Linked DNA regions of Homo sapiens: region 1 is linked to region 2. Evidence: chromatin loops called from intact Hi-C (ENCODE). Cell type or tissue: endothelial cell of umbilical vein. All regions are shown on one strand.

The links. Hi-C counts contacts between places; a loop is a spot of excess contacts. Peaks named below come from ENCODE experiments on the same cell type or tissue, not always from the same donor. Only the 100,000 strongest peaks of a DNase experiment are listed, where the experiment ranks them.
Region 1: it touches region 2 in a loop (8-fold over the local background); 3 of 110 quality-filtered maps call a loop at or near these places.

The regions. Positions count from the first base shown.
Region 1 is chr16:23,130,237-23,138,236 of GRCh38, forward strand. The region is part of intron 1 of USP31 (ubiquitin specific peptidase 31); the gene reads right to left. Among named protein-coding and RNA genes, the nearest start is that of USP31, 15 kb to the right of the region's middle. In endothelial cell of umbilical vein, no CTCF peak of the experiment used is centred here; DNase peaks (open chromatin) are centred at 1,785, 2,215, 3,025 and 4,155; H3K27ac peaks cover 4,262 bases.
Region 2 is chr16:23,419,195-23,427,194 of GRCh38, forward strand. COG7 (component of oligomeric golgi complex 7) reads right to left here. Exons shown (of 17, transcript NM_153603.4): 7 at 5,555-5,753. Among named protein-coding and RNA genes, the nearest start is that of COG7, 30 kb to the right of the region's middle. RefSeq lists an enhancer at 5,074-5,619. In endothelial cell of umbilical vein, no CTCF peak of the experiment used is centred here; a DNase peak (open chromatin) is centred at 4,447; H3K27ac peaks cover 2,315 bases.

The sequences.
Region 1 (8,000 bases), 290 kb before region 2:
AGGAAAACATGTAATTTCAAGTAAACTTTAATAAGATTCATCTGGCAGCAACCAAAACTATCAATTAGGCCAGGCGTGGTGGCTCACGCCCATAATCCCAGCATTTTGGGAGGCCAAGATGGGAGTATCACTTGAGGCCAGGAGTTCGAGCCCAGCCTGGTCAACAAAGTGACACCCCCCCCCCAACTAATATTTTTTAATATAATAAAATTTTAAAAAAGAAAAACTACCAATTAGAAAGGACAGAGTTTAGCAACAGCGGAGGGGCTAGAAGGCTACTGCAATTGTGTGACTGAGACATAATGAGGGCCGGAACTACAGGAGTTGGAATTATGTGCAAAGACAAATGCTTTCTCTCAAAGCAATCCCCTCTCCCTGCTGAAAGACTCCCCTAGGGAGTCTTCCACCACCAACTCTAGACACACTACAGTTTGTCAGCCCAGAAATTACATGATATCCTAGGTTTCCAGAATGACACGTAAACATAAAATCCTAGGTGTGGTCTGACAGGAACAGCACTATCACCCACCACCCCAGATCAAGATACTTCTTTGAAGGTAGCATAAAAACCTTAAACATTTTTGGCAGATACATCAGCGTAAGTCACGTGCTAGTAACACACCCAGGTCCTTTCACATAGGTGCTATGGGGTAGTTAGTTCATTTTTGGATCCAAATGCAAGATGCAGGATTCTATTCCATTTTAGCTGTTAATTTTAATTAAAGATCTTAACGGACCTGCATTCTCTAACTTGGAGTATACGCTATACCCGTCAAGACATTTAGAAATTCAGCTGGGCGCTGTGGCTCACACTTGTAATCCCAGCACTTTAGAAGGCCAAGGTGTGAGGATCACTCAAGGCCAGTAATTTGAGACCAGTCTGGGCAACATACCCCATCTCACAAAAAAATACAAAAATTATCCAGGCATGGTAGTGTGCACCTGCAGTTCTAGCTATTCGGGAGGATGAGGCAAGAGGATCTCAAGCCCTGCAATTCAAGGCTGCAGTGAGCTATGATCATGCCACTGCACTCCAGGCTGGGCGACAGAGCAAGACTGTCTAAAAATAGTAACAAATTAAAGTTGTATTTTATTTTAGTTTTGTAGACACAGGATCTTGTTATGCTGCCCTGGCGGTCTTGAACTCCTGGGCTCAAGCAATCCTCCACCCTCAGCCTCCCAAAGTGCTGGGATTACTGTCATAAGCCACCATGCCCAGCCAAATTTTTGTAGAAGACATTTACAAATTCAATTAATATACCTAGGTTAGGTCCTCATCCAACTCACAGGCAAAAATGTTGTTGGGGACAGGATCAAACACAGAAACCTGTTGTGTCACTAGAGTACCAAAGGACTGAAATGAGCAAGCAGTAAAATGAGTGTAGCAATGAATGGGAGGGCATTTGATGCTGAAGAACTCTAATGAACCATAAAAGGCACATGGAACCTGCCATCATCAGCTTGCTTTTCTCTCTGGGCTTGTGTACATGAATTCACTTTGTAAATGATATGGCCCTACACAAATAAGCGGCATTTCCATCACTGTGATTATTATTGTTTCTTAAATCTCCTGACAATCAGATGGCTCTCTGCCTTGCTCTTCAAGATCAAAAGAATACCAAGAATTAAAGCCAAAACATATACTGAGCTAGTGATGTGTTTACAAAGAAGGGGTCCTTCCAGTAGAAGCAGATACCAACAAAGGCATTTCCTGACCAGTCCTATGAAATCTTCTAAAGCGTCAACTGTTTATTTGTGGACACACTGTTTGCTACCATCCGAACCCAACAGCTGGAGGGAAGAAGCAACAGATGTTCAGTGACTGGCCAATTGCTCTAGGAACTGCCACAGTCCATGGCTTAAAACAATGATTTCTAAATAGAGAAAGATCACAATCAAACGAAAGACAAGATATCCCGACGTGCTCCACTGCAAAAATGTTGTTTGTTAAACATAAAAGGTCATTTGAGGAACAGCCAATGAACAATTAATTAGCAGAGCAAACAATAATATTTTTGAAGGAAGAAGCAACAGAGGACATAACTTTAAATTACTGAATTTTGAATGATTTATTTTCCCCTACTAAATATAAAAGGTTTTTTTTTTTTTTTGTGGAAACTATGAGGTCATTGTTTTCCAGAGTCTTTACTATAGGAAACAGCTGTGGGGACTACACAAACAGAGAACACTGCCTTATTTAGTAGCCCCTCATTGTGACGAGTGTATAGATGGGGACAGGAAAAATCCATCAAGCCACGCACAAATAGAACAAAAGTAGCAGAGTCAAACTAAAAACTTTAAGTCACACAAAGGAAGACATAAAACAACTAACTCAGGAAAAGCATCTATATGATTACAGCTGTTATCTTGATTTAAGAGATAGTTCCATGTTTAGACTAGATCAGTTCCTTTCTACATGGGTCACCAAAAACTTAAATGATTCACATTGCACAGTACCTGAAAATGGTAACATTCAATAAATATAGCTTTTAATAAAAGTTTTCTTGGGATTCTTAGGTTCAAATACTGTATGACCCAACCAAAACGAAACTTATCCACCCACCTCCAGAATGGCTTTCCATTTTATTTTTCCAATCGTCAAGAGTGCCATCCCCAAACACCGTTTTAAAACCTCTACGTTATTTTCATCTCCTCCTCCTTATCCACTCTTCACACACCCATAAAGCTGCCAAACACTGTCAACACTGCTTCTAACATACATTTTTATAAGCTCAAAAGTCAGAAGAAAGCAGCAAGAGACAAAGAAAAGAAAGTAAGTGAATCCAGCCCAATCCACTATGAAGCATGTGACTGCCCCCCTACAGTATCACCCAAGACTCTGCTTAAGCTTGTGTGATGATAGGAAAAATACTATTATGTGAGGCAACTCATCCTATTTTCAGACAACCTGCTCATAAATCCTGTATACGAGGCCCGCCATTTCCTTTTCTAATTTCTCCTCTCCCCTCTCAAAGCTTAAAGCCCAAGAGTAATCACAGTCCTCAAGTGAGGTCTGACCCAAGCCCACGACAGAACTGGCCCACCACCAGCACATCTACATTTATAACATCAGAGGCTGGGGCTGGCTGCTCTGCAAGCTGTCTTTGGTTGTGCCACGTTCCTCTCAGATTAATCAACACGTTGTGCACCTCCTACAAGCCAGGCACAGAGATTCGATGTTGAATAAGACATAATCACTGCACATGAGGGAGTTGGGGGGAGACGGCAATGGATTTAGGAAACCGAATCATTTTGCCTCTGAGACTGATTTTTATATGTTTTTAAACAGTTCATACAACATGGGGATTATCTGATCCTTGGAAGAATGTATGAAAAAATCCATCCAATCCTGCTACCCTTTGAGGGAACAGGCAGTTCTTTAATAGCTTTCCATTTCTTCCTCAGTTATCGGTCAATTCAGGCTTTCCTACTATAGCATTTTTAGTTGATATTTTGTGGAAAGTTGTTGATTTTATCAGTGACAGGCAGGCATTCAGCAAACGTGGTTACCTGCCCCAAATTAATGCATATATTTAAAATTAAAATTCACACAGATTGGCCAGGCGCAGTGGCTCATGCCTATAATCTCAGCGCTTTGGGAGGAAGAGATGGGCAAATCACTTCAGCCCAGAAGTTCAAGGCCAGCCTGGGCAACATGGCAAAACCCATCTCTACAAAAAAATAACAAAAGTTAGCCAGGCGTGGTGGCATGCACCCGTAGTCCAAGCTACTCGGGAGGCTGAGGTGGAAGGACCACTTGAGCCTGGGAGGTCAAGGCTGCAGTGAGCCAATATCATGCCACTACACTCCGGCCTGGGCAACACAGTGAGACCCTGTCTCTCTCTCTCTCTCTCACACACACACACACACACACACACACACACACAAATCGAACAGATTACTTTGTTTTTGAAACTTGACAAAATGATTCTAAAATTTAGAGAAACTTTAAGTAGCATGAGAAAGAAGAATAAGCAACAATAACACTAAACAGCACCAGTAAAAGAATTGATGAAACAGAATACAAAATTCAGAAATAAACCGTAACTCTAAATACAGAGAAACCTTTTGTAAATAAGCAGGATGATCATAAGGTTGGAGTAACAATGGTAACAACATCAGTTAGCTCTCAGTGAGCCCTGATGGCATGCCAGGCCCCCTGCCAAGTTTTTCTCTCATTTGTTTTCAAAACAGCCTTATGAAACAGATATACTCTTATCTCCACTTTACACATGAGGAAATTAAGCCCAAAGAGTTAAGTGCCAAAGGTCTCGAGGCTAGCAAGTGGTGCAGCCAGGATTTGAACACTAACCACTCACTATACTACACGAGATGGGAAATACCAAACCTTAAAGGAAATCCTCACTGTACACATTCACCAAAGTAAACTCCATATTCTAAAGAGGTAAATATTTTAGAACACAGTAGAAACAAAGCTAAAAAAAAAAAAAAAAGAAAGAAAGAAAGAAAAATTATCCTATATACAAGAATACCATTTTCAGCTATATAGTAACAAAAGCAGTAAGGGAAAAGGTCAGGTTAAAAAATATAAATTAAAACTTTCTGTAATATACAAAAGTACCAAACTAAAAGAGGAAGAGAATGAGGGAAATATTTTTATCAAATGTACCAAATGTTTAAAGTTGTTACCTTATACACACACACACACACACACACACATATTCTATAGAGAGCTCTTATAAAGTTTAAAAATCAAAAACAGTCTTCAAAATCTAAATAGACATCATAACCAAATGGGATTTATTTCTGGAATGAAAGGACGTTCAACATATGAAAATTGATCGTAACATTAACAAAATAATGAGAAAAAAGCAAACCATGATCATCTCAGTTGATGCAGAAGAAAGCATTTGACAAAATTCAACACTCTTTCATGATTTAAAAAAAAAAAAAAAAAACACTCAACAAATTGGGAATACAAGGAAACTTCCTCAACATGATAGAAGCACCATATAAAAAAGCCCCCAGCTAACATCATACTGAATGGTCAAAGACTAAAAGCTTTTCCTCTAAGCTCAAGAAACAAGACAAGGATGCCTACTTTTACCACTTCTATTCAACATAGTATGAAAAGTTCTAGCCAGAGCAATTAGGCAAGAAAAAGAAACAAAAGCCATTAAAAATGAAAAGGAAGAAGAAAAATGATCTCTTTTCACAAATGACATGATCTTGTATGTAGAAACACCTAAAGATTCCACACCAAAATCTGTTAGCACTAATAAATTCAGCAAATTGCAGGATACAAAATCAACATGCAAAAATCAATTGCACTTTTATATACTAGTAATGAACAATCCAAAAATAAAACAAAATAATTCCATTTACAATAGCATCAACAAGAATAAAATACTTAGGAATAAATTTAACCAAGGAAGGAAAAAAACAGTACACTGAAAACCACAAAACATAGTTGAAAGGAATTAAAGACATAAATAAATGGAAAGACATCCCATCTTCATGGCTTAAAAGACTTAATATTGTTAAGATGACAATATTACCCAAATCAATCTACATATTCAAGGCAATCTCTGTCAAAATCCTAACAGCATCTTTTGGAAGAAATAGAAAAGTCCATCCTAAAATTAATATGGAATAATCTCAAGACACTGAAGCAAAACAATCTCGAAAAAGACAAAATTGAAGGACTCACACTTCCTGATTTCAAAACTTACTACTGTACACAGCTACAGCAATGAGAACAGTGGGGTAAAGATACATAAAGATAATGCCTAATAAAAACGGACATATAAATCAATGGAATAGAACACAGAGTCAAGATATAAACCCTCGCATATATGATCAATTGATTTTCAACAAGGGTACCAAGATCATTCAACAGGGAAAGCACAATTTTGTCAACCAGGGTATAGTCCTGGGAAAACTGGACAGCCACATGCAAAAGAATAAAGTTGGACCCTTACCAAAAATTAATACAAAAATTAATTCAAAATGGATCAAAAACCTAAACATAAGAACTAAAACTATAAAACTCTCAGAAGAAAACATAGAGGCTTTATGACACTGGATTTGGCAATGATCTATTGAATATGAACAAAAGCACAGGCAACAAAAGAAAAACTAGAAAAAGTGGACGTCATCAAAATTAAAAACTTGGCTGGGCACGGCGGCTCACACCTGTAATCCCAGCACTCTGGGAGGCCGAGGTGGGTGGATCACCTGAGGTCAGGAGTTCGAGACCAGCCTGGCCAACATGGTGAAACCCCGTCTCTACTAAAAATACAAAAAATTAGTTGGGCGTGGTGGTGGGCGCCTGTAATCCCAGTTAACCAGGAGGCTGAAGCAGGAAAATTGCTTGAGCCCAGGAGCCGGAGGCTGCAGTGAGCTAAGATCGTGCCACTGCACTCCAGCCTAGGCAACAAAGCAAGACTTCATCTCAAAAAAAAAAAAAAAACTTTTGTGCCTGAAAAGGCACTACCAAGAGAGTGAATGACAGAGTGGAAGGTAATAGCTGCTATTCATATATCTGATAAGAAATTAACATCTAGAATATATAAAGAACTCTTAACAATTCATCACCACCACTAACAAAAAACTAATTCAAAAATTAGCAAAGACCTGAATAGACATTTCTCCAAAGATATACAAATGAACTATATGCACTTGAAAAGTGCATCATTATTCATTAGGAGAATGTAAATCAAAACCACAATGAGGCCTAGTGTGGTGGCTCATGCCTGTAATCCCGGCACTTTGGGAGGCCAAGGCGGGTGGATCACTTGAGCCCAGGAGTTCAAGACCAGCCTAGGCAACAAGGTAAAACCCCATCTCTACAAAAACACAAAAATTAGCCAGGCATAGTGGCACGCACCTGTAGTCTGAGCTACTCAGGGGAACTGAAGCAAGAGGATCCCTTGATCCCAGGAGGTTGAGGATGCAGTGAGCCATTACTGAACCACTGCACTCCAACCTGAGTGACAGAGCAAGACCCTGTCTCAAACAAACAAACAAAAAAAACAATGCGATACCACTTTACACCCACTAGGATGGCTATAATCAAAAACAAATGGAAACTAACAAATGTTGGTGAAGATGCAGAAAAATCAGAACCCTCATCCATTATTGGTGAGAATGTAAAATGGTGCAGTTAGTGGAAGATAGTTTGACAGTCCCTCAAAAAGTTAAACATAGAATTATATGATCTGAAAAAAGTGAAAACAAGAACTCAAACAGATTCAAGAAAACAAGAACTCAAACAAGAACATTTGTAATACTGTTTAATGTTTTATGATTTATATGGTGGTATCACATTGATAAGTGATAATTTACTTATTCTGTCCTCTTCCTTTGGACGTTTTCCTCCCTACATAATATAACACATGACATATATATATGTGTTATACATATATATATATACATATAACATAACACATGCGACATAATATAACACATGAGAAATCAAAAAGATGTCCATACGTTTTTGATGTTCTAAGTATATGTCTGGAAATGTATCCTAAAGAAACAATCCAACAAAGCAAAAAGTTATTAACACGATTCATGTTCATTATAGTAAAACAAACAAACAAAAAAAAGAGTAGGGAGGAAAACGTCCAAAGGAAGAGGACAGAATAAGTAAATTATCACTTAGCAAAGTGATATCATATAAATCATTAAACAGTATTACAAATGTTCTTTAGAAACATGTAAAAAATGTTTTACAAGTTGCATTTAAAAATCATAATCCAAAGTGGTCTGACCAGAATAACAACCATATAAAATATCGTAAGCGGACAAGAAGTACAAAAATGTAAATCAATGGCACCTTAGGGCAACGTGTTCCAGAGTAAGAGCATGTATGTCACACTGCCCTAAGTTCAAGTTGAAGCTCTGCCCCTGCAAATGTGTAAAGAACCAAACTAGGTCAAATCAGAATGACAGATTTAGTGCTAGTTTACATCGTTGGTTGGGAAGACATTTTTTAAAAATCTCAGAATTGGAGTGTTATAACAAATAGAAATCTC
Region 2 (8,000 bases):
CAGAAGTTTGAGACCAGCTTGACCAACATGGAGAAACCGAAACCTTGTCTCTACTAAAAATACAAAATTAGCTGGGCATGGTGGCACATGCCTGTAATCCCAGCTACTCGGGAGGCTGAGGCAGGAGAATCACTTGAACCTGGGAGGTGGAGGTTGTGGTGAGCTGAGATCACACCATTGCATTCCAGCCTGGGCAACAAGAGCGAGACTCCATCTCAAAAAAAAAAAAAAAGATAACCCTCATCAAGGTCAGGTTCAAGAATTGCCACAGAGGCTGGGCTCGGTGGCTCACACTTGTAATCCCAGCACTTTGGGAAGCGGAGGTGGGCGTATCACCTGAGGTCAGGAGTTTGAGACCAGCCTACCCATTATGGTGAAACCCGATCTCTACTAAAAATACAAAAATTAGCCGGGCGTAGTGGCGGGCACCTGTAATTCCTGCTACTCGGGAGGCTGAGGCAGGAGAATTGCTTGAACCCAGGAGGTGGAGGTTGTAATGAGCCAAGATCATGCCACTGCACTCCAGCCTGGGTGACAGAGTAAGACTTCATCTCAAAAAAAAAAAAAAAAAAAGAACTGCCACAGAGAAAAGGCAATACAGGAAGAACAATTCCCATGCCACATGTTCCTAGGACTTCCTAGAAACAGAATACCCCCACTGGCAGGTCGTGGTGGCTCACACGTGTAATCCCAGCACTTTGGGAGGCCGAGGTGAGCGGATTTCTTGAGGTTAGGAGTTTGAGACCAGCCCTGGCCAATACTGTGAAACCCCATCTCTACTAAAAATACAAAAAAAATTTAGCTGGGCATGGTAGCATGCATCTGTGGTCCCAGCTACCTGGGAGGCTGAGGCAAGAGAATTCCTTGAACCCGGGAAGCTGAGATTACACCACTGCACTCCAGCCTGGGTGACAGAGCGAGAGTCCGTCTCAAAACAAAAACAAAAAACAAAAGGATACCCCATAGCCCAGGCATTCCAAAAATTCCTACGTTCAACCACATAAAAATGTAAAACACGCTGTATCAGAATGTAAATGTGCATATTCTACAACACAGTAATTCAATTCCTGAAAATCATCTCAAAGAAATCAACAAATACACAGAGACAGAAGGATGTTCATGGAAACATGGCTCAGAATCAGAAAGCTTTGGACACAGTCTCAACAGGGGATTAGTAAATGTAATAGCCTACTTACTGGTATCCTCACATCCTTCTGGTCCCCTCCTTCAGCTAGTTTTATTATTACTTCTACAGCCTCATCCTCCTTCCCTCTTCCTCTAGCTCCCAGCCTTCTCTCAGTTCCTAAAAGCTTCCTTCTGTTCACATGCTGATCCTCTGTCTGGAAGGACCGGCTTCGTCCCTTCCCCTCTTTATCTAGTTAACTCCTACTTCTCCTTCAATACTCACTCAGCTAAAGTCTGCTGCTCTTGATTTCTGGCACCAATTTTACAAGGTTTTGTAGAGATTAGGTAAAGTAATGTGGGTCTAACATGGTAATAATCAAATCTGCACATGTATAGAATCCAAAGTGTTATTTCTTTTTTCTTCTTCTTTTCTTTTTTCTTCGAGACAGGATCTCACTCAGTTCCCCAGACTAAGGTGCAGTGGTCCAACCACAGGTCACCATTGCCTTGGCCTCCCAGGCTCAAGAGATCTCCCCACCCCAGCCTCCTGAGTAGCTAGTACTACAGGTGTATGCTACTATACCTGGCTAATTTTTTTTTTTTTTTTTTTTTTTTGTAGAGATGGGGTATATGTTTCCAGAGCTGATCTTGAACTCCTAGAATCAAATGACTCCCTCACCTTGGCCTCCCAAAGTGCTGAGATTACAGGTGCGAGCCCCCATGCCTGGCCCAAAATGCTGTTTCTGAATGGTGAGTTGAGAATGATTTCTTTTTCCTTCCTTGTTTTTTCCTAGATTTTTCTATAATGATAAAGTCAACCTAAATTTTTAAAAATTTACTTTATATTGCATAATCTTTTATATTTTGAATTGTATTAGGTACATGTATTAACTATTAAAATAATAGAAAAAATGTTAAGGGTAAAATTAAAAGTTAGGCAATATATTTACAACATATTTGATAAGCAATGGTAAAAATTCCTCACTATATAAGGATCTTTCAGGAATATGCACCAAATTTGTAACAGTGGTTAAAGTGGGATTATAGGAGAGTTATTTTGTGTCACAGATTTCTATATCATTAATTCTTATAATACATATTTTGTTGCTTTTTATAATATATTTAATAATATATTATTTTAAATAAATTGCTCTTATAAATTAACCAGAAATAGGTTAAACTCCCAAACAGAATAACAGGCTAAAGAATAAGCAATTCAAAAGAGAAAAGATACTTTTTATCATGTAACTTTCAAACTTGCTAATAACCAAAGTGAAAAACTAAAATGGCATATCAGTAATTGTCTAAGAACCTGGCAATGACAGGAGAAAAAAAGAATCTAGTGCTGGTGAGGGGATGGCAACACAGGCACCTTCGTTCACTACTGATAGATACAAAAACAGGTCTAAAGAACAAAATGTGTCAGGAGGCTGAGGAAGGAGAATGGCATGAACCCAGGAGGTGGAGGCTTCAGTGAGCCGAAATTGTGCCACTGCACTCCCGCCTGGGCAACAGAGTGAGACTCCATCTCAAAAAAAAAAAAAAAAAAAAGAACAAAATGTGACAAGTATCTTCAAAGTTTTCATTTCTGAGCAACTGCAAATTTAAACTTATCCTAAGGAATAATCGGAGCTAGGCTCAAAAACTAATGTATAAAACAGTTCATTATAGTTTTATATATCATAGTGATTAAAAATGGTAGTAAATTGGCCAGGTGTGGTAGCTCACACCTGTAATCCCAGCACTTTGAGAGGCCAAGGCAGGAGAATCACTTGAGCCTAGGAGTTTGAGATCAGCCTGAGCAAAATAGGAAGACCCTGTCTCTACAAAAAATTTTTAAAAATGAGTCAGCCTTGGTGGCATGTGCCCGTGGTCTCAACTACTCAGGAGACTGAGTTCAGAGAATCACTTGAGCCCAGAAGGTTCAAGGCTACAGTAAGCTGTGATAGTGTCACTGCACTCTAACCTGGGCGACAGAGCAAGACCCTGTCTCAAAAAAACAAAAAAAAAATAAAGACAACAAAACTATGTCTTAGGAAAACATTTAATGACATAAGAAAATGCCCATTATATTATTTTGAGCATTTCAAAAAATGAAAATATAAGACTGTCTACAACCAATATTTTAAGATATTTTGTATATATTATATAACATATATTATTACATGTAAATATATAAAAGTATTTAATATATTTAATATGTTATGTATTTATTACATAATATTTATATGGTAGATATTAAGTATATTAATATTTGTGAACAATGTATATTTATATTTGTATTACTGGAAGCAAATAATGTTGTTGGTGGCTCTGACTGATGAGTTTATGGATTGTTCTTGCTCTCTTTTTATTTTTGTGTGTGTTTCCAAAAAATTTTTAAGTTAAAAGAAAAACTAAAACTCTTTTGGAAAACCTCAGGGAGAATCATTAGTAATCTAGGTCAGGTGTGGTGGCTTACACCTGTAATCTCAGTACTTTGGGAGGCCAAGATGGGTGGATTGCTTGAGGCAAGGAGTTTGAGACCAGCCTGGCCAACATGGTGAAACCTCGTCTCTACTAAAAATACAAAAAAATTAGCCAGGTGTGGTAGTGTGTGCCTGTAATCCCAACTACTCAGAAGGCTGAGGCAGGAGAATTGCTTGAACCTGGGAGGCAGAGGTTGCAGTGAGCCAAGATCACGCCACTGCACTCCAGCCTGGGCAACAAAGCAAGTCTCTGTCTCAAAAAAAAAAAAAAAAAAAATGAAATCTAAAGTCCCAGCCAGGCATGGTGGCTCACACCTGCTGTAATCCCAGCACTTCAGGAGGCTGAGGCGGGTCGATCACCTGAGGTCATGAGTTCGAGACCAGCCTGGCCAACATGGCGAAACCCCATCTCTACTAAAAAATACAAAAATTAGCCTGGTGTGGTGGCACACACCTGTAGTCCCAACTATTCAGGAGGCTGAGGCAGGAGAATTGTTTGAACCCAGGAGGTGGAGGTTACAGTGAGCCAAGATCACACCGCTGCACTCCAGCCTGGGCGAGAGTGAGACTCGTCCCATGGCTGACTAGCAAAGCACTTCCAGATCTGTCTCAAGGGTGGTTCTCTTCCCCACTACATCCATCCCCAGGGGAAGGATGCAGCCATTCCTTGCTCCACCTTCGTCCCACTGTGCTGCAGCAACTCGCCTTAGCCCAGCTCTCTCAACTCTCCTTAGCCACTTCCACAAAGGCATCACGGTCCCTTGGAAGCTTCCCCATCCACTGGGCCTTTCCCATAACTAAGGCCTGACCTGTGAGCATGCCAAAAACACCGATGAGTCATCAGGAATCCGAACAATAAACACACTCCCTGGAACGTACAAGGCAATTATACACAGATGTAATTAAAGAGAAGAACTATTAAATAAACCAAGTCAGTGACACACAGCCGCCGAACAGCAGAACAAGGCCTTCCTGAAGCAATTTCCTGATTTGACAGCAACATGCGTCACGGGGTCTGTGTTCTTTAAAAATTTATAAAGCTTTTAACATAGACGGGAAAGAGCTTGGAGAGCATCACACACCAGGCACTGTTTACCCAAATGGGAGTAAGGGGTGCTCTGCTCTCAGTCGGCCACCGGGGAAAGCCCATTTTCTCTACAACCACCTGTAGTCCTAACACAGCTCCCCTGCCCTGGGACACTTGCTGTTGCTCCTTCAAAAAGCCCCTGTAGGCTGGGCACAGTGGCTCATGCCTGTAATCCCAGCACTTTGGGAGGCCGAGGCGGGCAGATCACCTGAGGTCAGGAGTTCGAGACCAGCCTCAACATGGAGAAACCCAATCTCTACTAAAAATACAAAATTAGCCAGGCGTGGTGCTGCATGCCTGTAATTCCAGCTACTTGGGAGGCTGAGGCAGGAGAATTGCTTGAACCTAGGAGGTGGAGGTTGTGGTGAGCCAAGATCGTACCATTGCACTCCAGCCTGGGCAACAAGAGCGAAACTCCATCTCAAAAAAAAAAAAAAAAAAAAAGCCCTTGTAGCCTGTTTGTTCTCTAAAACTGACTTTTGAGGTTGAAATGTCTGAGGCTTCGTGATGACTTCAAAGGATAAGCACACTTGCCTCCTGGTGTAATCTGCCGCCAACTCTTTGCCATAACATCTACCTGCCTCACTGTGATGCCTCTTTTATATCCCAAGCCCCACAGAGGTGTCCATCACTTCCCCAGAGCATGTAAGGCACCCAGGCAGCACTGGAGCCAGGCAAAGATATTAAACAACTATTTCCTTGATGGCAATGTTTTTTCATGGAAAAGCCCTCCACATCTGCTGAGAAGGAAAACACCGATCCCTTCCATTTCTGTAAAATCAGTCATCTGAAAAGGCAAACAAATCCAGGCCCCAGAAGCTTCAGAAAGAGCGAGTAAAGACAAGCTAGAGAACTGGCAGGAAGGAATGTTTACGTAGGTGGGGGAGCAGTGCCATCTCCAAGCCCTTGGCGAAGTGGGCGGTGGCGTCGTAGAACTCCAGCAGCCTGGTGAGCTCCTGCTCGGGCCCTGCCCTCTCCACGCCGTTGCTGAGGCAGGAGGGCAGCGAGGGCATGAGGGCCCCCAGGGTCTGAATCAGCAGCACCATTACCACCTCGTGGGGCTTCTGGAAAACCTGCAGTGAGAGAGAGGTGTACCTGCCTTAGCACATGGAGCCAAATAGGAGCCCACCTTTTTTAAAAAACTTTTTTGAGATGCCAGGCACGGTGGCTTATGCCTATAATCCCAGCACCTTGGGAGGCCAAGGAAGGTGGATCACTTGAAGCCAGGAGTTCAAGACCAGCTTGGCCAACACGGCAAGACCCTGTCTCTACTAAAAATACAAAAATTAGCCGGGTGTGATGGCGCATGCCTGTAATCCCACCTATTCGGGAAGCAGAGGCAGGAGAATCACTTGAACCCGGGAGGTGCAGGTTGCAGTGAGCCAAGACTGTGCCACTGCACTCTAGCCTGGGTGACAGAGCGAGACTCTGTCTCAAAAAAATAAAAATTAAAATTAAAAATTAAAAACTTTTTTGAGACAGGGTCTCACTCTGCCACCCAGGCTGAAGTGCAGTGGCATAATCATAGCTCACTGCAGCCTTTAACTCCCAGGCTCAAGTGATCTTCCCACCTTAGCCTCCCAAGTAGCTGATACTACAGGAACACTACCACACCTGATTAATTTTTTATTTTATTTTATTTTTTTGTAGAGACGGGGTCTCACTATGTTGCCCAGGCTAGTCTCAAACTCCTAGCCTCAAGTGATCCTCCTTCCTCAACTTCCCAAGGTGTTGGGATTACAGGTGTGAGCCACATCACCTTTTAAAGAAGTATAACTTTTAAAGAAGCTATCTCCTGGGTCATCTCAAAAGGATCTCCCCTGATAGATGAAAAGTGATCTAGTTTAGAGCTATAAGCCCAAAGTTTTCCTCATGGCAAATGTGAACATGCTCAGAAAGTAAACTGGCAAGACTTGGAACTTGCAACTTGCCTAGAACAACTGGCAAGTTCATGTCTATCAGTGGCCCCAAGTGTCTAGTTATTTTCAAATCTAACGAACACATTCATGTGGCATTTTTTTGATGGTCACCAAAAATTAACTAGAGAGAGGACTATGGGCCAGGTGTGGTGGCTCATGCCTGTAATCCCAGCACTTTTGGAGGCCTAGGTAGGTGGATCACTTGAGGTCATGAGTTCGAGACCAGCCTGACCAACATGGTCAAACCCCGTCTCTGCTAAAAATACAAAAAAATTAGCTGGGCATGGTGGTGCACGACTGTAATCCCAGCTACTTGGGAGGCTGAGGCAGGAGGATTGCTTGAACCTGGTAGGCAGAGATTGCAGTGAGCTGAGATGTTGCCACTGCACTCCAGCCTAGGTGACAGAGCAAGACTCTGTCTCAAAACAAAAGAAACAAAGAAAAGAGAAGAACTGTAAACCAACATGCCTTATGAATACACATGTAAACATCTTCAAGAAAACACTAGTAAGCTGAGTTCAGCAGCATATTAAAAAACATTGTACACCATGATCAAGTAGGATTCACCCAGGAATGTGAGAATGGTTAAACTAAACAAAAATGGATCAAGGCCGGGCACAGTGGTGGCTCAGCCCTGTAATCCCAGCACCTGGGAGGCCAAAACAGGAGGATCACTTGAAGTTAGGAATTTGAGACCAGGCTCAAAAAATAAAAATATTATAAATCTCTAATTTTTTAAAATGAATCAATGTAATACACCACATTAACAGAATGAAGGGAAAATACATGATCATCTCAATTAATGCAGAAAATATATTTGACAAAATTCCATACCCTTCATGAGAAAAACACTAAACTAGGAATAGAAGGAAACTTCCTCCACATAATAAAGGCCATATATGAAAACCCACAGCTAACGTGATACCCATTGGTAAGAGATGGTAAGAACAGGAACAAGATAAGGATGCCTGCTTTTGCCACTCTATTCAACAAAGAACCAGAAGTCCTAGCCAGAGCAATTGGACAAAAAAAAAAAAAAAAAAAGAAAGAAAGAAAGAAAGAAAGAAAAGGCATCCAAATTGAAAACAAGAGTTATCTCTGTTCACAGATGACATTATTTTATGTGTAGAAAATCTTAATCCACAAAATACTTTTAGAGTTAATAAATTCAGGACAAGTGCAGAGTGGCTCATGCCTCTAATCCCAACACTTTGGGAGGCTAAGGTGGGAGGATCGCTTGAGCCTAGGAGTTTGAGACCAGCCTGGGCAACAAAGTAAGATCCTGTCTCTACAAAAAATGTTCAAAAATTAGCCAGGTGTGGTGGTGTGCACCCGTAGTCCCAGCTACTGGGGAGGCTGAGGTAGGAGAATTACCTGAGCCCAGGAAGTGGAGGCTGCAGT